Regions from separate parts of the Homo sapiens genome. Here region 1 is linked to region 2. A link is an interaction called in ENCODE POLR2A ChIA-PET data of the cell type or tissue named here. Cell type or tissue: HepG2. All regions are shown on one strand. Links, peaks and the distances in the headings refer to the core of each region. The heading gives the core; the rest is flanking DNA.

What was found. ChIA-PET counts read pairs that join two places held together with the same protein. Peaks named below come from ENCODE experiments on the same cell type or tissue, not always from the same donor. Only the 100,000 strongest peaks of a DNase experiment are listed, where the experiment ranks them.
Region 1: POLR2A ChIA-PET joins it to region 2 with 11 read pairs; 11 of 35 experiments call an interaction of 5 or more read pairs at or near these places.

Annotation. Positions count from the first base shown.
Region 1 is chr6:37,076,802-37,088,076 of GRCh38, forward strand. No RefSeq gene overlaps it. Among named protein-coding and RNA genes, the nearest start is that of FGD2, 77 kb to the left of the region's middle. RefSeq lists enhancers at 624-1,152, 6,782-7,282. In HepG2, for the core only: no CTCF peak of the experiment used is centred there; a DNase peak (open chromatin) is centred at 6,820; H3K4me3 peaks cover 367 bases.
Region 2 is chr6:37,132,479-37,143,753 of GRCh38, forward strand. No RefSeq gene overlaps it. Among named protein-coding and RNA genes, the nearest start is that of PIM1, 32 kb to the right of the region's middle. RefSeq lists enhancers at 4,960-5,796, 8,859-9,376. In HepG2, for the core only: no CTCF peak of the experiment used is centred there; DNase peaks (open chromatin) are centred at 3,923, 5,213 and 5,693; H3K4me3 peaks cover 1,619 bases.

The DNA.
Region 1 (11,275 bases), core at 1,948-9,947, 56 kb before region 2:
CCTGGCTAATTTTCGTATTTTTAGTAGAGACGGGGTTTCACCATGTTGGCCAGCCTGGTCTCAAACTCCTGACCTCAGGTGATCTGCCCACCTCAGCCTCCCAAAATGCTGGGATTACACATGTGAGCCACCATGCCCAGCCCGACTCTATTATATTTCTATTACAGAACCTAAAATAGTTCTTTGTGTAAGAGGTATCCTCATCTTATTGATGAGGAAACTGGTGCTCAAAGAAGTTAAGTAGCTGGGTTTTGGACCCATCTGTTTACTGTGAAGCCCTTTTACTTTCTGCAATAGTCCCTTCACTTCTACCTCAGTGGCAGGCACCCACTAGATCTGAGAATTTTCTTGCTGTGGCCTCTTCAGAGGGCACTAGTGTGGGTACGTGGACCCCCTTGCTGTGGTGGGCAGGGGCTAAAGATGGAGAGCAGAGGCAGGAGAATCTGGTGGGTACCATTCATGTGGGACCAATTTGAGGTCTAAGGCTGTAGGATAAAGGGGAAGGGCTGGTAGATTCTTGCATTCGATCGACTAGTTGGTTTCTTTGATCTCTGCCTGACTTTGGAAAGGATCTTAGGAGCATCTGCTGTTGTCGCAAAGAAAAAATTGGCAGGGCTGACAAAGCCTTAGATTCACAGGCACCAAAGGGAAAAATAATGGTGCCACAGGGGTAGAGCCAGGGACCTGTGCATGTCCTCGTGTAGGAAAAAGGCAGGAGGCAGCAGGCAGCAGGCAAGCTCTGTTTCCAAGGTGCCTCATTACACTTCCACCCCTCTAACTTCATACATGGGAATTCTCCTTCCCGATGTAGAAAACCTGCCTCCTGACCTGCAGCCACACAGCTCGGTCACCACAGAGCTAGGCAACCCCATTCCTGTCTAGTCCTTCTTTTCAACATGGTCCTGAGACTGCTCCCAGTTCCAGCCCTCCCCAAGAGCAAGAGCACTGTGCTTGGAGTCCTGAGTACCTGTCTCTCTGCCAGACCTGCCCCCTTCAGCCTAAAAGGCCTCTGCCAGCCAGGGCACGACTCTGCTGCATCCAGAGGGGCCAGAGCCAGCCCCGCCAGCAAGCAGCACACCGTCTGCGGCCAGCCGCCCACCACCTTCCCACTTCCAGATGTCTCAGAGGAGCCCTGGCTGCCTTGGAGCCCGCATGGGCAGCCCTGTCCTGACATGCCCCTGCCCCTTTGCTGCCCTGCCTTGCACTCTGTCTCGCGGCGGCCAGATGTGCCGGCTTTGGTGCTGGCGGCTCTTAATGAGGTCCAGATGTGCAGCTTGGCCCGGGCCAGCAGCGGCTGCTACCAAAGGAGAGGGAGGCCCTGTGAGGGAGCAGCCAGGCTGCAGCTGGCCGCGGCGGTGCTGGAGGAGGAATGCTCTGGGAAGGATTCCCACTGGAATGTGGGCTCTCGGGATGTCTCTGCCTAAATAAGGACCTAGCTTCTTCTTGGAGCTGGAGGCCCCAGCTCCTCTAGGTGCAGCAGCACTATGAAAGTGTCTTCAGCTGTCCCTGGATCCTTTTCTTGACGGCTGGCTTTTTTTTTTCTTTTTTTACTAATTTTAAAAGTTATATAGAGCCGGGCGTGGTGGCACGTGCCTGTAATCCCAGCTACTTGGGAGGCTAGGGCAGGAAGATTGCTTGAGTCCAAGAGTTCCAGGCTGCAATGGTGCTATGACTGTGCCTGTGAATAGCCACTGAACTCCAGCATGGGCAACAGAGTGAGACCCCATCTCTTGAAAAAATAAAATAAAATGTTATATACAGTGATGAAAGGCAATTTAGAGATCCCAAATAACCTAAAAGACGAAAACAAAGAAGAAAATAAAAATCACCTATAATCCCATGGCCTCAACTACTATTAAAGTTCTGGCATGCATCCTGCTAGACGTTTTTCAAATACAAATATACATAAGTTTATTTGTTTAAATCATGCTGCAAAGACTCTCAAAATCTGCATTTTTCACTCAACTCTTTCCAGTTGTGTCTGCTACACAGGTATTTCCCAAATTGGCTCCACAGAACACTAGGACCATTTTGCTATTAATTGGGAGTCTTCCACGAACTGTTTGAGATGCATAGGCTTATGCCAACTTAAATGGGCTGCTTTGCTGAAGGACTTCTTGGAGTCTCTAATTTACTAATGTGTGTTCTGAATCATCAAGCAGAGACTGGCACTTCTTAAACACATTTCACCATGAAATCCCTTGAGGGATCCTCTTGGGGCTTGAGTCTATGGAACATCATGTAGGAAATGCATTATTCATCATGGCTGCAGAGAAGCCAATTGCATGCGTATGCCATGGTTTATTCCAGCATCCCTCAATGGATGAACATTATTATGGTTGTTTTCAACTTACTGCTATTATAAATAACCCTGTTATGATGAGCATTCTCATACTTCCATCTTTTTTTTTTTTTGAGACGGAGTCTCGCTCTGTCACGAGGTTGGAATGCGGTGACGCGCTCTTGGTGCACTGCAATCTTCACTTCTGGGGTTCAAGCCATTCTCCTGCCTCAGCTTCCCGAGTAGCTGGGACCGCAGGCGCCCACCACCACGCCCGGCTAATTTTTTATATTTTTAGTAGAGACAGGGTTTCACCATGTTGGCCAGGATGGTCTCAATCTCTTGACTTTGTGATCTGCCTGCCTTGGCCTCCGAAAGTGCTGGGATTACAGGCATGAGACACTGCGCCCGGCCACATACTTCCATCTTTGTTGTACAGAAACATTCCAAGGAATAGGACTGTTGCTCATGTTGAAGACCATTTTAAACTCTCAGGTTCTAGGCTACACATGGCTCTTGCCCCAGCTCCTTATTTAATCCTTGCATGCTAGGGAAGGGGTCTACCTCATTAGCACAAAAGGAGGCATTGAGGAGGATGGGAAGTGTGGTCTGTGAGTCTTTATCCATTTCTTGAGCACTTGTACTACACTGGGCTTGGGGATTGTAGTGAAAAATAACTTTTCTTGGCCTATCATAAACAACACTGTAATGAACAACTATTATTTTCCAAAGAACCATTGCAACCAGAGAGTGAAACCACATTTGGGGTGCAGAGAATCTGTTCCTGGGTCACCTATGAGGCCATACAGCCCTGTAGCGCCCCTAGGTGCCTAGCAGGGGGACGGAATCTGTACAATCCCTGAGGTGCTAAAGTGCAGAATGAAGCTTCCCTGTTTAAGTGGGAATACAGTAAGCACATCACAAGCATAGCTCAGACATGGGCAAGACTTACCACTTATGTCTTCCTCCATATTCTTCCCTTTGATCCTCACAACACCCTTGTGAAGCAGGGAGTATAGACTTAAGTTCATTCTACAGATAAGGAAACTAAGGCTCAGGGCAGGAGACTTGCCCAAGGTCGCACAACTAAGTAATGGGGAGAAACTAGACTCCAGTGACACCACTCCATGCCTCTAATCAACATTATCACCTGATGAACTGCACATTACTGTCAGCAAAGAATGCATTCCTTCCTTTACAAGGGGCTTTGTCAACATGGGATGTAGGACCCAGGTTTTTTATTTTTTATTTTTTTTAAGAGACAGGGTCGGCTGGGCGCAGTGGCTCACACCTGTAATCCAAGCACTTTGGGAGGCCGAGGCAAGTGAATCACCTGAGATCGGGAGTTCGAGGCCTGCCTGGCCAACATGGTGAAACCCCGTCTCTACTAAAAATACAAAACTTAGCTGGATGTGGTGTCCCGTGCCTGTAATCCTAGCTACTCAGGAGGCTGAGGCAGGAGAATTGCTTGAACCCAGGAGGAGGAGGTTGTGGTGGGCCAAGATTGAGCCTCTGCACTCCAGCCTGGGCGACAGAGCAAAAATCCGTCTGAAAACAACAACAACAACAACAAAAACAGGGTCTTGCTCTACCCATGCTGGAATGCAGAGGCATGATCATAGCTCACTGCAGCCTCAACCTCCTGGGCTCAAGCCATCCTCCCGCCTCAGCCTCCTGAGTAGGTGGAACTATAGGTGTGCTACCTCCACACCAGCTAATTTTTAAATTTTTGTGCTGGGCAAGGTGGCTTACGCCTATAATCCCAGCACTTTAGGAGGCAGAGGCGAGCAGATCACTTGAGGTCAGGAGTTCAAGACCAGCCTGACCAACATGGAGAAACCCCATCTCTACTAAAAATACAAAATTAGCCAAGCGTGATCTTGCATGCCTGTAATGCCAGCTACTCGGGAGGCTGAGGCAGGAGAATCACTTGAACCTGGGAGGCAGAGGTTGCAGTGAGCCAAGATCGTGCCATTGCATTCCAGCCTGGGCAACAAGAGGGAAACTCTGTCTCAAAAAAAAAAAAAGAAAGAAAGAAAGAAAAAATTTTTTGTAGAGATGGGGTCTCGCAATGTTGCCCAGGCTGGTCTCAAACTCCTGGCCTCACGTGATCCCCCGGACCCGGACACTTTGATTGGGAGTGGAGGAAAGAGCCCAAAAGGTCTGGAGCCTGTGGCCTGAACCTCAAGGCCACTCCTGGCTGTGTGTGTGTTTTCTTTGGTGGGGAGGTGGGGTGGAGAAGGGAGGGAGGAAATGAAAAGAGAGCTCTTCAGAGAGGAGCAATACAGTCATAAATAGGTATCACTGTCAGGGAGCAGCTCTTATTCATCTTTGCATCCCCAGCGCCTTGCACATAGTAGATGCTCCATGCAGGCTCCTAAACTGAAGACATAACCCCCAGCCCCTGGGATGATCTCTCCCGTGCTCAGTCCTGCATGGAGACCTGTGTGTATTCTCTTCTTGGCTCCCCTCACACTCATCCTAACTTCTCTTGCCCCATCTTTCTCCACACTCTCAATCTCCAATGTCTGCCCCTTCTCACTCCCCTCCCCTGCCAATCACTGAAACGTCAATTAATTGAGACTCATGTCCCTTAGAAACAAACTCAGGTCTATAACTGAGGGCTCTAGCTAAGCAATTCTTTGATCTCAAGGACTCTTTCTAGCTGGGGCTCTAGACCGTATTTAAGTATTAGGTTTCTTTTGAAAATCTAAGCAAAGGTAGAGATCCCAGGAAAATACCCACCCAGCAAAGATGTGCCTTCGGTGTCAGGAGTTCACGTCTGGACCTTCTGAGAGCTGTGGTTGGGAGAGGCTGTCCTGGTGGACAGTGCAGTCCATACCCCTGTGAGGCAGCGGGTTTCTGCAACCTTCCCTCTGCGTGGGAGACTACTCGGGATTTGTCTCCCACACAGCCAAAGGCTTGTCCAAAACTAACAGGTCCACCATCCCTTATTCTCAATTTCAAAATCCCTGAACTTCTGAAAACCATATGATAAAACAAGTTTTATCATAACACATTTGACTGCAGAACTTAACCTGACATGAACTTATTTGGCAACAAAATGGCCTCCAACTGACGCAAGGCTATTTACAGCCTTTATTTACACCATTTAGTGTGTGAATATTCATGGACTTTGCTTAAAAATATTTATGTGTTTACCAGGTGCTGCCCCAGATCCTGCGGTGGGTATTTCATAATATACAGTGTGCGCACCATGGCTTTTTTCTAAACGGTGAAAAAATCTGAATTCGGAAACCTATCTGGCCCCAAGGGTTTCAGGTAAAGGACTATGAATCTGTAGCTATAAAAATTTCTCCTAAAAAAGTTCACAGGCTGGCTGGGTGCGTTGGCTCACGCCTGTGATCCCTGCACTTTGAGGGGCCGAGGCAGAAGGATCGCTCGAGCCCAGGATTTCAAGATTGGCCTGGGTAACATAGTGAGACCCTGTCTCTACAAAAAAAAAAAAAAAGTTAACTGGGCGTGGTGGTGCGCACCTGTAGTCCCAGTTGCTCGGGAGGCTGAGGTGAGATCGCTTGAGCCTGGGAGGTTGAGGCTGAAGAGAGCTGTGATCATGCCACTGCACTCCAGCCTGGGTAACAAAGCGAGACCCTGTCTCAAAAAAAAGAAAGAAAGAAAGAAAGAAAATCATTCACAGGCTTATGAGCAAAAGAAGCCAGGGAACAAATGGGCACCCACCGTATGATTCCATTTATATGAAGTTCAAGAACAGGCAAAGCTGATTGTTGGTGGTAGATCAGAACAGCGATTACCTGTCGGGGGCGAGACTGATGGACAGGAGGGAGGTGAGGGAACATTTTAGGGTGCTGGAAATGTTCCGTATTCTGATCTGGGTGGAGATTGCATGGGTACATACATATGTAAAAATTTATCAAGCTGTACAGTAAAGATGAGTGTGCTTTGCTGTGAGTCTGTTATACCTCAAAATAAAAGTAAAAATAAAACTTACGGGAATACATTATCTCAAATTAAGCAATAAGAAGCTGCTCCCTTGGCACTCCAACCCACCCTGCGATATCTTCTAACTTCCCAACAAAGCTTAAATTAAAATGATCTTAATATAAGTTTGGCTTTTCTTTAATCCCCAGAAATGAGTTTAACACAAAGTCACTTTTAATGAATATTTTTTAAACTCTGACTTGCCCTCAAGAAGAATCCATCCCTGGAGCAGATCTTTGCTTTGAAAGTGCTGCAGGATAGCACCCAGGCCTGGTTCCCTTCACCCTCTCCACTCTCAGCACCGCCACCAGGAAGGATGTCTCCTGGCCCCACTGCCTCCAGGACGGCTGCTGAAAACATACCAGCCAGGCGGCATGCAGGGACCCAGGCCTGGCATCCTACCCGATGTGCTGCAAGTCAGAACTTGCACCCAACAATATCCTGTAATTGCATCTGATTAGCTGGAATTTGGAATCTGTACTTGAGAACAGCAGGGCACAGGAGACTCCTTGATTAAACAGGTCAGAGAACCATACGCTGCTAAGAGGAACGGGGGAGCCTCTTCCCGCAGCAGACTCATTGCTCAACATCTGATTGCACATGGCCTTGTCCTTTGACACTCACTCCCACAACAACCCTACCCCCACCTTCCTCCCATTTCCTATCTGGGTCCTGGAGCTCAGCCCACTGGGGCCTTGCTTCTCTCTGTGGCTCCACTCCTGACTGGGTTCAGCCCACACGCCAGCCTTCCCCCGCTCCAGCCACAGGGCTCTGGTCTGATGGCCTCAGGCTGTCCTCGCCTGCCTCAGATCCTTTGAGGAACAATTCAGGGTATAAACAAACCGACTTACTTGGACTTTTTCCTCATCTTTCTAGCACAGTGCTGTCCAACAGAACCTTCCATGCTGATGGAAAGATTCTATATCTGCTTTGTGCAATGTGGTGGCCACTATCAACATGTGGCTATTGGGCACTTGATGTATGGCTAAGTGTGAACGAGAACCATATTTTTTATTTTTATTTTTCATTTTTAATTATAGCTGGGCATGGTGGCTCACGGCTATAATCTCAGCACTTTAGGAGGCCGAGGAAGGCAGATCACCTGAGGTCAGGAGTTCAAGACCAGCCTGACCAACATGGCAAAACCTCGTCTCCACTAAGAAATACAAAAATTAGCCAGGTGTGGTGGTGTGCACCCGTAATCCCAGCTACTTAAGAGGCTGAGGCATGGAATTGCTTGAACTCAGGAGGAAGAGGTCACAGTGAGCTGAGATGGTGCCACTGCATTCCAGCCTGGGCGACAGAGTAAGACCCCTGTCTCAAAAAAATAAGATAAAATAATACAATGCAAATATTTGTGGCTATTGGCTACCACACCGAACAGTGCAGCTCTAGAGAGAGGAAAGGCATGGGACTTAACACTCCTTTAACCTAACCTAGTGGCCTGGTGTCTCAGGAAGGTGTTTTGTCTGCTCTTTGAAGATACCCAGCCCTCATCTCTCCAGCTCCCAGATCTGTCTTCTTGTAGAATAACTGAGCATTTTGTTAAGCTCCTAAAATGTGTCAGACATTTTGCAAATGGAACCCAGATGTACTGGACCACCTGGAGGCTCGTCCCAGCATTCAAAAAAGGCTGAGATTCCAACGCTGCTTAGAAAGCACCATAGTAAGTCTCTCCTAAGAGTCTCTTGGGGAAGCACAGAGAGGAAATTTTTTCACAAAACACAAGGGGCTTCTATCCCTGCCCAAGTCCCAGTCCTCAGCACAGCAGTTCAGCTTCTCTCCTCCCACACCCCAAACCTAGTTCTGTTGCTGTCTTCTTGCTCTGTCACTCAGGCTGGAGTGCAGTGGTGTGATCTCGGCTTACCACAACCTCTGCCTCCTGGGTTCAAGCAATTCTCTTGCCTCAGCCTCCCAAATAGCTGGGACTACCAGTGTGCACCACCGTGCCTGGCTCGTTTTTGTATTTTTAGTAGAGATGGGGTTTCACCATGTTGGCCAGGCTGGTCTTGAACTCCTGACCTCAACTGATCCGCCCAGACCAGGCTGGTCTTGAACTCCTGACCTCAACTGATCTGCCCGCCTCAGCCTCCCAAACTGCTGGGATTACAGGTGTGAGCCACCACGCCCTGCCTTCATCTTTTCTTATTCAAAGAAATTTGATCTACTCTGGATTTTGCTCTGCCTCACCTCTCTTGAAACAGCATACAAACACGCCAGCTGCCACCCTTCCTCCTTGGCAGGAGAAAGAAGACAGAAGTGGCAAATACTTAGTATGTAACTCTTTCTCCTTTTAACCCTGTTACACAAGGTCGTGATTATCCCCAGTTTACAGATGAGGAAACAGTGGCACTCACTAGTTTAGGGCACACTGCTAGGGAATGGAGAAATCACAACACAAGCCCAGAGCTGTCAGACTCCTGAACAATGTCCTATGCCATCTGTCCCCACTCTCTGATGATAAAACCCCTACCGATGGCTGATGACTAAACCAATCCGCATTAATTTAACCAGCTACCTTGGGCTGGGCGCGGTGGCTCACGCCTGTAATCCCAGCACTTTGGGAGGCCGAGGCGGGCAGATCACAAGGTCAGGAGTTCAAGACCAGCCTGGCCAACATGGTGAAACCCTGTCTCTACTAAAAATACAAAAATTAGCCAGGCATGGTGGCACATGTCTGTAATCCTAGCTACTTGGGAGGCTAAGGCAGGAGAATGGCTTAAACCCAGGAGGTGGAGGTTGCAATGAGCCAAGACTGCGCCACTGCACTCCAGCCTGGCGACAGAGCAAGACTCTGTCTCAAAAACAAACAAAGAAACAAAAACCTGCTACCTTTAGAGCTCCTGGATTACTCCACCCCAAGGAAATTGTTTTTTAACCAGGAGAAAAAGACTTGACCCAAGAAGTGACTCAGGATCTCAAACCCAAATTTCTCAATCTGGACTTCAAGGCTTAGCAGGGCATGCTTAGCCTCCTCGCCTGTCACCTCCCAGTTGTGACAAGGTGAGCCTGTTCTCCAACTCATACCAACTCAGCTGTCCACCCAACCCATAGCCAGGCCCTCCCTACTACTAAGCAGGATGATGCTTCTCTCCCCCTTTTAAAATCATGATAAGCTGGGTGTGGTGGCTCACTCCTGTAATCCCAGCACTTTGGGAGGCCAAGGGTGGGGGGTGGATCACCTGAGGTCAGGAGTTCGAGACCAGCCTGGCCAGCATGGTGAAACCCCATCTCTAGTAAAAATACAAAAAAATTAGCTGGGTGTGGTGGCAGTTTCCTGTAATCCTAGCTACTCAGGAGGCTGAGGCAAGAGAATCACTTGAACCTGGGAGGCGGAGGTTGCAGTGAGCTGAGATCGCGCCATGGCACTCCAGCCTGGGCAACCAGAGCGAAACTGTGTCTCAAAAAAGAAAGAAAGAAAGAAAGAATCATGATAAAATACACATAATATAAAATATGCCATTGATATCATTTTTTGGTGTACAGTTCCGCAGCATCCACATTGTTGTGCAACTATTGCCACCATTCATCTCCAGAACATTTAAGCTTCCCAAACTGAAATTCTACACCCATTAAACTGTAACTCCCCATTCCCTGTTTCCTCCGGCCCAGCCTCTGGCAGACACCATTCTACTTTCTGCTTCTATGGGTATGCGCCTCATATAAGTGGAATCATACAGTATGTTTTTGTCCTTTTGTGTCTGACTTATTTCACTTAACATAATATCTTCAAAGTTCGGAAGTTCTGTTTCTGCTTTCCAGGTGTGGTGGCTCACGCCTGTAATCCTAGCACTTTGGGAGGCCAAGACAGGCAGGTTGCTTGAGGTCAGGAGTTCGAGACCAGCCTGGCCAACATGATGAAATCCCCTCTCCACTAAAAATACAAAAATTAGTTGGGCGTGGTGGTGGGTGCCTGTAGTCCCAGCTACTTGGGAGGTTGAGGCATGAGAATCACTTGAACCCGGGAGGTGGAAGCTGCAGTGAACAAAGATCGTGCCACTGCACTCCAGCCTGGGCAACAGAGCAAGACTCCATCTCAAAACAAACAAACAAACAAAAAACATACCAAGTTTCTATTTTAAGCTGAATAATATTCCATTATGCAAATTCCTACTTTAAGCTGAATATTATTCCATTATGTGTATATGCCATATTTTGTTGATCCATTCATCTGTTGATGGACACTTGAGTTGCTTCTACCATTTGATTATCGTGAATGATGCTGCTATTAACATGAGCATATGAATATCTGTTTGTGTCCCTGCTTTTTTTTTTTTTTTTTGAGACGGAGTCACGCTGTCGCCCAGGCTGGAGTGCAGTGGCGTAATCTCGGCTCACTGCAAGCTCCCCCTCCGGGTTCACGCCATTCTCCTGCCTCAGCCTCCCGAGTAGTTGGGACTACAGGCGCCCGTCACCGCTCCTGGCTAATTTTTTTTTTTTTTTTTTTTTGTATTTTTAGTAGAGACGGGGTTTCACGGTGGTCTCAATCTCCTGACCTCATGATCCACCCGCCTCGGCCTCCCAAAGTGCTGGGATTACAGGCGTGAGCCACCGCACCCGGCCGTTCTTGCTTTCAATTCTTTGAGGTATATAACCAGAAACTGAATTGTTGGATCATATGGTAACTCTCTTTAAGTTTTTGAGGAACCACCATGCTGTTTACTACAGCTGTTGCTCCCCTTTCAAGCTCATCCCACACTCCTCTGCTGCTCCCCTTTCAAGCTCATCCCACACTCCTCTGACATCTCCTACATTAGCTGGCATATTAGCTGTCGCACTTTAAAATGTGATACTGAACTCATTTCTCCTAACCCAAGGGTCTGGAGGAGACTCAATGGTGACGTGCCATGGGGCAGGTTTTGACCTGGTCCATTTCAGTGTTTGTGCTAGAAATTCTAATAAAAAGCATGTAGGTCTGCTAATCAAATATAAAGATGTTGCAAGATGAGAGGTCTACCACACGCAGAATGAAGATTTTAAAATACTGTGACAGGCCAGAGTGATGAAGCTATAAAAATAGCTTTTTTTCATTGA
Region 2 (11,275 bases), core at 1,802-9,801:
CAGGAGCCTGTAATCCCAGCTACTCGGGAGGCTGAGGCAGGAGAATCGCTTGAACCCAGGAGGCAGAGGTTGCAGTGAGCCGAGATCGCGCCACTGCACTCCAGCCTAGGCAACAGAGCAAGATTCAGCCTGGAAAAAAAAAAAGAGACTCTGTATCCAAAAAAATATATATGCATGGTCACACATGAACACAAGAACATTTTTTTCAATTACTTTTAAGAGTTTTTCTCTCTTTGGGGGACTCTTTCCTGTTCTGGCCTAAATTGCTAAGGAGATAAGAGAGGTGAAAAAGAAAAGTAGACCTGCCGGGCGCGGTGGCTCACGCCTGCGATCCCAGCACTTTGGGAGGCCGAGGCGGGCGGATCACGAGGTCAGGAGATCGAGACCATCCTGGCTAACACGGTGAAACCCCATCTCTACTAAAAATACAAAAAAAAATAGCCAGGCGTGGTGGCAGGCGCCTGTAGTCCCAGCTACTGGGGAGGCTGAGGCAGGAGAATGGCGTGAACCCGGGAGCGGAGGTTGCAGTGAGCTGAGATCGCGCCACTGCACTCCAGCCTGGGGGACAGAGCGAGACTCTGTCTTAAAAAAAAAGAAAAAGAAAAAGAAAAAGAAAAAGGTACATGGAGGCCGGGCGCAGTGGCTCATGCCTGTAATCCCAGCACTTTGGGAGGCCGAGGCGGGCCTCCCAAACCTCATTCCCGGGTTTCCCCTGGGTCTTCTTTCTCTTAAGACAAAGGTGTACAAGGCTCACTGTGGCTCTTGGTTTTATCCTTCCATGGGACATTAATATTTTATTTATTTATTTGTTTATTTTGAGATGGAGTCTTGCTTTGTCACCCAGGTTGGAGTGCAGTGGCGTGATCTTGGCTCACTGCAACCTCCATCTCCTGGGTTCATGCAATTCTCCTGCCTCAGCCTCCCAAATAGCTGGGATTACAGGCATATACCACCACGCCTGGCTAATTTTTGTATTTTTAGTAGAGACAGGGTTTCACCATATTGATTAGGCTGGTCTTGAACTCCTGACCTCAAGTGATCCACCCACCTCATCCTCCCAAAGTGCTGGGACTACAGGCGTGAGCCACCACTCCCAACCTATTTTATTTTATTTTATTTATTTTTGTGGGGCTGGGCTTGGTGGCTCATGCCTGTAATCCCAGCACTTTGGGAGGCCAAGGCAGGCAGATGGTTTGAGTTCAGGAGTTCGAGACCAGCCTGGCCAACATGGCAAAACCCTGTCTCTACAAAAATAGAAAAATTAGCCAGGCATGGTGTGGCGCATCTATAGTCCCAGCTACTGAATCTGAGGAGAGAACATGGCTTCACCCTAGGAGGTTGAGGCTACATGAGCTGAGACTGTGCCACTGCACTCCAGCTTGGATGACAGAGCCATATCCTGTCTCAAAAAAACCCAAACCCAAAAAACCCACATTATTTATTTTTATTTTTTCGAGACAGGGCCTCACTCTGTCACCCAGGCTGGAGTGCAGTGGCAGGATCCCGGCTCACTGCAGCCTCGACCTTCCCCAGCTCAAGCAATCATTCTGTCTTGGCCTCCCAAAGTGCTGGGATTACAGGCGTGAGCCATAGTGGCCGGCCAGGCATTAACATTTTAATGACTAGATCTAGAGGTTTGATATAAATATACCTCCTCCTGTAAACATTTGTTGAGCCTATTCCCAATTGCCAGGCACGAGGCCAGGCTCTTCCACTGCCTCACAAGCACCCTGGTCCCGTCCTTGAGTCATCAGCTTCCCAGATGCTTCATATGGGAACCTTGGAGAATCGCGGTGTGCGACTCTCCTCACCCCATTCCTCTCAAATCCAGGCAATGACCAAGTGTCCTGAGATTCATCTTCTGTCTCCCATTCACGCTTCACTTCCATTTCCACAGGGCACCCCCCTCAGCCCTTCCTTGGGTCACTTGTGTCACTGCAATAGCTCATTGACAGAGGCCCCTGCCTCCAGCCTTACCTCCTTCTAATCTATCCCCCTTCATCACGTTATCCCCCAACTCCAAATCCTTCAAGAGTTTCCCAAGTTTCCTTCAAGATCCTCCGTAATCCTGCCCAGACTCTCCGTGGTGGGATGTATTTTATAGAGACCTGCCTGATCCTTGACAGGGGTTTCAGTGAGGGAAGGAGGTGAGGGTCCCAGGGTGCCAGCCTGAGCGGAGGGGTGTGGACACAGGAGGGCCTGGTGCAATGTGGCTGGGGCGAAAATCTGAATCATAGTCAGTGAGGGCAGCCAAATTCCTATCTGGGAAATCAGGGCAGTCTGAAGGGTGAGGCCAAGCTGTAAACAGAATGAGTAATGAGGTCAGAAGCTGGTGGGGACCAGAATCACGTCTAGATGCAGTTCAAGGAAACGGAAATGGTACAAGGCTGAGGCTGTGAATTGAATTATAAGAAGGTATTGAAGTAACCCAAACATGCTGCTCTATGCAGGGATGGGGGTGGGAGGAACAGCCCGAGAAATCTCCCGTTCCTCTCGCTCCCTAAAAGGGTACCAAATACATGCTCTTTGCTTTTTCATGTGTGTGTAAAGGCCCTGTCTCCCCTGCCGCCTACAGTTTCATACCCCTCATATGCCTCCTAGCAATGCCAAGTGATTTGTTCAAAGTTGCATGCAGGCAGATGTGGAAACAGGGCTATATCCCTCCAGCCAACTGGGGATATGCTAGGGCAGTGAGCTGAAACTCAGGTTCATAGGTTGGCAAATTACATCTCAGATTCTTCATCTGTAAAATGAGGATAATAACAACATACTTCATAATAGTGTTATATTACAATAACACCACTATGAGGATTAGCCAAGCAAATATTTCTAAAATACTTAGAACAGTGCTTGGTACCTCGTATATGTTGTATAAGTGTTCGTTAAATAAAAATAAGGTACTCAGCTGGTAGGTAGGGCCAGTACTGAAAGTCAGTTCTAATTTTAACATTTGAGTCCTTAGCTCTTCCAAAACTAAGGTCAACAGCAGGCTACGGTGGACTAGGCTGACTACAGGACTTTCAAAAATTAATTTTCCCAGCCAGGCATGGTGGCTCACGCCTGTAATCCCAGCACTTTGGGAGGCTGAGGCGGGCGGATCTTGAGGTCAGGAGATCGAGACCATCCTGGCCAACATGGTGAAACCCCGTCTCTACTAAAAATACAAAAATCAGTTGGGCGTGATGGTGAGTGCATATAATCCCAGCTACTTGGGAGGCTGAGGCAGGAGAATCACTTGAACCAGGGAGCTGGAGGTTGCAGTGAGCAGAGATTGTGCCACTGCACTCCAGACTGGCGACAGAGCGAGACTCCGTCTCAAAAATAATAATTTTCCACTGTGTGCGATGGCTCACGCCTGTAATCCCAGCACTTTGGGAGGCCAAGGTGGGTGGATCACTTGAATCTGGGACTTTAAGACCAGCCTGGGCAACATGGCAAAACCTCGTCTCTACAAAAAATACCTGCCCCCCCGCAAAAAAAAAAAAAAAAAAAAAAAAAATTAACCAGGCATGGTGGTGCGCACCTATAGTACCAGCCACTCAGGAGGCTGAGGTGGGAGGATTGCTTGAACCCGGAAGGTCAAGGTGAGCTGTAATCTCACCACTGCACTCTAGCCTGAGCGACAGAGCAAAACCCTATCTCAAAAAAAAATATTAATTTTCATTTCAACTTAGAAAAACATGCTGTTGACTTATTTCACTGGGGCACACAGGAAATACCACTCAAGTTACTACCCTTACCTGTTCTTAGGAAACCACTCAGAAATCCAGAAGGACCAGTTCAAATATACTACCTATCCCAAATTTAATAGGCCTCACGAAAAAAAAAAAAAAAAGAAAAAAAAAGCCAGTCTTAGAAAATGACTGTGGGTGTCAAAACCAGCAAGGATTAGGCAATGGAGTTGAGTCCAGCAAGGTTCAAGGCTACAGCTCGTGTTGGAAAGGGAGCTGTGAGGAGTTAATGCAAAGAGGAGGAAATATTCTATTTATTTTTCTCAAAACTATTGGAGGTGGTAGTGTTTGGAAAGGGAGGGAGGAGGGGAAAATATGAGTGTATGGTTTGTAAAGTGATAAAATATGGACTCAGTGTATTGTAATAACTCAGTAGCAATTCAGAGAAGATAGTGCAAAAGTCTGTTTGCTCTAGCCATCTATCAACCAGAAACCTTTATTAACTGAACCTCTCACGCGACTACAATATGGCACTAATAGATGTTTGAAAATGATGACCCTGATATACTGCAAAATCCTAAACAGCTTTCTGAAACAGGAGAAAAAAGATGAAATGAAGCTTGCTATGGTTTGTGACAAGCGTATTTTATTGTATTCTAATTTTTTCAAAACAAGCAATATTTTTGTCATGTGTAGTATGTGATGATTTATATGCCATCTAATAACTTTCTATTCGTCATAATATTAGAACAATACATTACCCGACTGTGGTTGGTATCAGGGTTTAATAAACATTCTTTTTCTCCTAACACGCCACCACCAGCCCAGTTGCTTGGTTCCATTTTCCCTCCCGTTGTCCTTTATTTAATTTTAGGCCCAAACTTGACCCCAGTGGTCTTCCACTGTTTTTATTCTTCCCTAAGGAGGGTGTACCTGGCCTCAGGAGCCACTTACCCGGCCTCGCAGAAGTTTCACACTTCTGTTTCACACCCAGGGTGGAGCTTTCTTTCTCATAACAGAAAATAAGGAGGGACAGCCGCCTGGGTACACTTAAAAAATAAACGCATCTCTGGGGAGGTAAGGTCCTCGGAGAGCCAGGCAGTGACAACTGAGTGGTGTGGAGCACGTGGATTAAGTAGAACAGAAACAGATCCTGCCAGGACCGCCCCAGGGACGCCAGAGACACAAAGCAGAAACTGATTGTGCCCGGAGGGCCCTGCATCCCTTACCCACGCTGGAGGTTCTCCCGCCTTTTCTAATTACCTTCCCATTTCTTTTGCTCCCCTTCTCAGCCCGAGTGTTCAGGACTCTGCATACCACAGAGGTCAGACACAAATAAAATCCATACATGGACTCCATTCTCGGGTCACAGAATTTGGTGAACAACTCAGATTGAAGATGGCTCCCGCTCCCACCTCCCAACCCCACCACCAAAGCTTTGCTTGTAAACACCAGTCACTTAGTAACACCCTCCATCAGTCGCCTTTGGGCTATTATTCATCACCGACTAACCTTAAACCAACTTCATCTTCACAGGGCTCCCCCTAGAAGAGAGGAAATTCCACAGCTCTGATGTGATGTGAAACGTGATCTGACCGCCCCAGCACTCTTTCTTTCTCACTCTCCCCAGCCAGTTCTCAAACTGGGTTTCCCTGGCCCCTCTCGGGGAGGCCTTCTCCCGCCCCACTCTCCACCCCCTACTTCTTTCCCTCTCCATTTTCCACGCTGTAACCTGATAGGCTGGAAATGCAGCTTCTTTCATCTTATATTTCCCACATCCTGAAAGTTTGGAGAGAAGGAGCCCACCCAGATGAAGGAATTCCAAGTATGTGCAGCCCCCTCCTCCTTTAACTCCATTCACAAAGCAGATTACTAATGGCCCGAGGCTCCAGGGAGGCCCCATCCCCTCCCCACCCCCCACCTCCCAGGGAGTTTACTCATTCCACATCCTTACTCCTCGCCGGTACAGAAACCTAAGTCCACATGCCGAGAACCAAAAATTAACTTTTCCCTGGACTCTGAGCCTAAGAAAAGCTTTCAAACCTCACTCTGATTGGGACTGCAGTGGCCAGGAGATTCTGCTTACCAATCATTTGTCCCCTCTTTAGCATTTTTAGATAAAAGGGTTCAGGGAATATGAGTCATTGGATCAAGGGGAAAGGATATAACTGTAAATGCGATGCATGTCAAGGAGGCATGCTCAGGTCTTTAGGAAAGATCACAGGGCGTTCTAACTCAGAGTCATTTCAGCAGAAATTGTTTCAAGACCAGAGTAAGAGATGCTTCAAGATAGGCAGAGAATGTGTGGGGGAGGCCGGGTGCGGTGGCTCAAGCCTGTAATCCCAGCACTTTGGGAGGCCGAGGCGGATGGATCACGACGTCAGGAGTTCGAGACCATCTTGGTCAACATGGTGAAACCCCGTCTCTACTAAAAATACGAAAAAATTAGCCGGGCGTGGTGGCGGGCGCCTGTAGTCCCAGCTACTTGGGAGGCTGAGCCAGGAGAATGGGATGAACCCGGGAGGCGGAGCTTGCAGTGAGCTGAGATCGCGCCACTGCACTCCAGCCTGGGGGACAGAGCCAGACTCCGACTCAAAAAAAAAAGAATGTGTGGGGGAGTATGGGGGGTGCGGCGGTTCTGGTAATGTTTTTTGTTAAGAAATGTCTTGAGTCTTCACTACCTGGAAATTAGTGATCACGAAACGTGCCCCTGGGTCAGTTCTTTGGTCCTCCTGTCTTGAGTTCTGTCACTGACAGGGAAACAGGACAGGGACAGCTTCTTTGACTCAACCTCAACCTCTTCCTCAAAGGTTAGGAAGTACCCCCCCAAGCATCCTTTTTCATTAAGGATGCTTAACTATCTTATCTATCCTTCAAGGAGGGTGAGAAAGCAAAGCAGTTTTGAATCTGTACCCGCCTGGGATAATCAGTTCCCTGAGCTTACAAGCTTTGTGTGACATGGAATTTCCTGTATCAAGGAGTTCACTCCTGTCCCAATATTAGGAAGTACATTTAATAGATGTCTACCCATGTTGTCTTTGCAACTCAGGATAGAGTTGCAAAACTTGCTCAATGCAATAGCATTTAACAACAACAACAATATATATATATGAGATAAATCTGGGCATATGTTAGTGCATAGGGTTATGCATTCAATAGGTCTAATGATTGCCAAAGAACTCTCATAGAATTCAAGAGACCAGACCTGGAAGATGCAGTAACAGTGATAAGAAATAACAGACTGTGGCAGAACAGCCACATTGCAACTCCTTGGACCATTCCCAAGGTGCTGAGAAGAAATCTGTACTGCAGCTCAGCCCCAGGTTTGCAATCTTTATGTTTAAAGTGCCGCCTGCTCATGACATCCAACTGGTAATAGGCTCCTACCAAGGCTCAGCATCCTTAGGAGATAGCAGCACAAAATGATAGAATCAATGCCTGCAACAACAGAGCAAGTATTCATCTCTCTAGGCCTCAGTTTCTTATCTGTAAAATACTAAGGCTACCCCAACCCTTGCTTATCAAAGTGCAATCCCCAGACCAGCAGCAATGCATCAGCGGCTAACTTGGGAGATAACTAGAAATGCAGGCTCTCAATCCCCACTCTAACCTGTTGCATTTTCACAAGCTCCCAGGTGATTCCTGTGTACATTACAATTTAAGATGCCTTGGCCTAGACTCAGGCTCTGCAAAGGTCCTCTACATAGTACTGAAATTGTCTGATCTCATTAAGTGGCTTCCAAGGAAGTTTTTCTTCTCTGATAAATAGTTTTCCGGCCAGGCACGGTGGCTCACGCCTATAATCCCAGCACTTTGGGAGGTTGAGGTGGGCGAATCACAGGGTCAGGAGTTCAAGACCAGCCTGGCCAACATAGTGAAACCCCATCTCTACTAAAAAATACAAAAAATAAGCCAGGCGTGGTGGCGGGCACCTGTAATCCCAGCTACTCTGGAGGCTGAGGCAGGAGAATCGCCTGAACCCGGGAGGCGGAGGCTGCAGTGAGCTAAGATTATGTCATTGCACTCCAGCCCGGGCAATAGTGTGAGACTCTGTCTCAAAAAAAAAAAAAAAAAGTTTTCCTTCTTTCTTCTGCCTCCAGTCTTGGAATGTACTGTGTCCTCTGCCAAGGAACTCAAATTTTAGTAGGCATAGGACTCATACAAAGACCTTATTTACAATGCAGATTCCTGAACCCCATCAAGAAGCTGACTAGGACCGTGGTGGGGCCAGAGAATCTGTGTTTCAATCAGTCTCTTCCATGCGGTTCTACAGATTATGGCCCCAGATTACATATTTTTTTCTTAACTTTTCTGTTATGTAAAATTTCAAACATGGAAAAAAGAGACAAAATAGTAATATTAAACTATCATGTTTCAATCCCCAGCTTCAACAATTATCAATCAACTCAAGGCCAATTTTGTTTTCCTCAGATCATATTTTTGAAAAACTCATAGCTAGACCCTCCAGACCTTCCAGATTCCCTTCACCTACCTTTAGTGTTCAGCGTGTTCTCACTGAGGGCAAGAGTTATATCCTATTATCTTAAAATCCCCAGTATCTAACACAGTACCTGGCACATGTGGTACTCAATAAATTTGTCATAAAAATAACAAATTAAAAATAATTTTAGGCCAGTGATGGTGGCTTATGTCTGTAATCCCAGTATTTTGGGAAGGCAAGGTGAGAAGATCACTTGAAGCCAGGAGTTCGAGACCAGCCTGGCCAACATGGAGAAACCCCATCTCTACTAAAAATACAAAAAATTAGCTGGGCATAGTGGCGGGCACCTGTAATCCCAGCTACTCGGGAGGCTGGGGCAGAATTGCTTGAACCTGGGAGGTGGAGGTTGAGGTAAGCCGAGATTGCGCCAGCGCACTCCAGCCTGGGCAACGAGAGCGAAACTCCATCTCAAAACAAAAAAGAAAGAAAGAAAGAAAGAAAAACAACTTTAAAGTAAAACATAAATTATCATCTGCCTGGATGGTTTACACTGCAGGTAGATGGCATTAGTTGTGTTCTGATTTTTCAATTATTTGGCTGTGACTCCTTTTGCAGTTAGGGAAACGAAGGCATTCAAATGCATTGTACCAAGTGAAAGAATTAGAAAAAAGATTCCAAAAGCCCCAGTTTACACCCCCTTCCTTCCTGGTTTCATCATTTTGTAAAAGATCTTGTGCCTGTGTGTGTGGTAAGAGAGAAGGTAGGAAAATACCTCTGGGGAATGAGGATATCATCTCAGGGCCTTTGTTTCACTCTTTAACCTAGTAATAAATCTCTTAAAGCTCCCGTGGTATTCAGAATATCCTGTCTATGGCAAGGTCTTCCCACAGTTGTGAAAGGAATTCAAGTTTACTAAGTGGACAGAGCCCTGATATTCCAAAGGCACAGTCCAGCCCTTTTCACCTATTTGCTAATTAGAATGGCTAAATCTCAGTCCTGGGTATGCTAAATAATAGGAGGGAGGGTAAGAGAAGGCAGAACCGAAGCTGAGAAAAGAACTCTGCAGTTCCAAAACTCAGCACAACAATCAAGGGATAAAGTGGTAATTAGGCCTGATTATCATGCAAGGCAGCCCTGGTTAAATTGGAATGTAGCCGGAGAGACGAAAGGCTGGATGGAGAGTTTGCTATGCTGGAGACATGCTTTGATGTCTGCAGGGAAGGTTGTGTTTCATTCAGCCATCCAACTAACCAAAAAAAAAAAAAAAAAAAAAAAAATTGTTGCAGAAGCAATATGAAACCTTCCAAAATGCAGCATACGGGAAGCAGAAGCAGAGAGCAAGTGGCTGGGTCTGAGCTCTCCTTCTGAGTGAGTGTGTGTGTGTGTGTGTGTGTGTGTACTTAGATGCAGCTTTTCTCAGATTTACTACTCCAGCTTCTTGGATCTGTCAGAAGACAAGAGAGAAGAAAGAGTGCGCGCACCAACTATTAACTCACTATCCTTGGTTGAGCAAATTCTTATAACAAGGGAGAATGTGTCTAAGCTCGGGGCAGACTTTTTACCTGCTGTGGGGAGGAGGCAAAAGAAATAAGAGGTAAACTACTCTGTGTGTCCCTGAGAGGCCCAAAACTAAGATAACAGATGCTGATGGAGTCATCTGAGGCTGCCAGCTACCACAGCTTTTATACCAGCTGATGTAGGAAGAAGAAAATGAGCCAAGAAAGTAGGCTAATCTCCTAGAGAAACACAAAATAGGTAGCAAGTAGCATTTTTACACCTTTCACTCTTTAATTGCTTTAGACCCAGAGCTGTGAGGCACAAGGAATTCCTTTGGTGTCCTTACTTTACCTTTCTTACCGTTTTAGTGGTATTCTCTGTTCTAACATAATTGTTTTGTATGGGAGCTCACTACTTAGCTAGGGGCATGCCCCAAACCAACCCACAACTTTCAACTTCCATGCAAGAGACTTTTAATGTGACTTGGTATTGGGAGACAATCAACTTTCTACTAAATCACTGACAGAAAAACAATACCCAGGTGTGTGGTGAGATGTTATTATTTTACTTATTCACAGGGTGCTCACCATAGGAAGTAAAATGTACAATCCTGGCTTAGCATTAAGAAAGTTCACAAAGGCCAGGCGCAGTGGCTCATGCCTGTAATCCCAGCACTTGGGGAGGCTGAAGCGGGCGGATCATGAGGTCAGGAGTTCGAGACCAGTCTGACCAGAATGGTGAAACCCTGCCTCTACTAAAAATACAAAAATTAGCCAGGCGTGGTGGCGCATGCCTATAATCTCAGCTACTCAGGAGGCTGAGGCAGGAGAATCGCTTGAACCCAGGAGGCGGAGGTTGCAGCGAGCTGAGATAGAGCCAGTGCACTCCAGCCTGGGAGACAGAGCAAGACTCCGTCTCAAAAGAAAATAATAATAATAGTAATAAGTTCATGAAAATACAAAAATCGGCCAGGTGTGGTGGCTCACGCCTGTAATCCCAGCACTTTGGGAGGCTGAGGTGGGCAGATCACCTGAGGTCAGGAGTTCGAGATCAGCCTGGGCAACACGGTGAAACTCCATCTCTACTAAAAATACAAAATTAGCCGGGCGTGGTGACACATGCCTGTAATCCCAGCTACTCAGGAGGCTGAGGCAGGAGAATCGCTTGAACCTGGGAGGCGGAGGATGCGGTGAGCTGAGATCGCACCATTGCACTCCAGCCTGGGCAACAAGAGTAAATCTCCGTCTCACCAAAAAAAAAAAAAAAGGAAAAAAAAAGAAAAAAGGAAAGAAAAGAAAATACAAAAATCCTACATGGGAGACTACATGGAATTTCTATTCCTTAAGGATCGCCAAAATAAGACCCACTCATCACTATGTTCTATCATCCAGGCACATAGTTTAATTTTATTTTAAAAAGGAATAAAGTAAGTTGTTGATCAGATTATCTTGAAGGAATTAGAAGAGCATTTAATATATGTACAACACGTGGCTTCTTGGGTTTATCACAACTTTTTCCTCTCTGCATTTGCAATGAATGGACCATCCACAGAATCTGCTGTCTTTTGCTGTGATTTCTTCTGTTACCCCAGTTTACTTTTAAGACTGGTGTAAAATAATAATGACGTATATTTGCCATAAAGAGCTTGTACAATAACTACAGATAC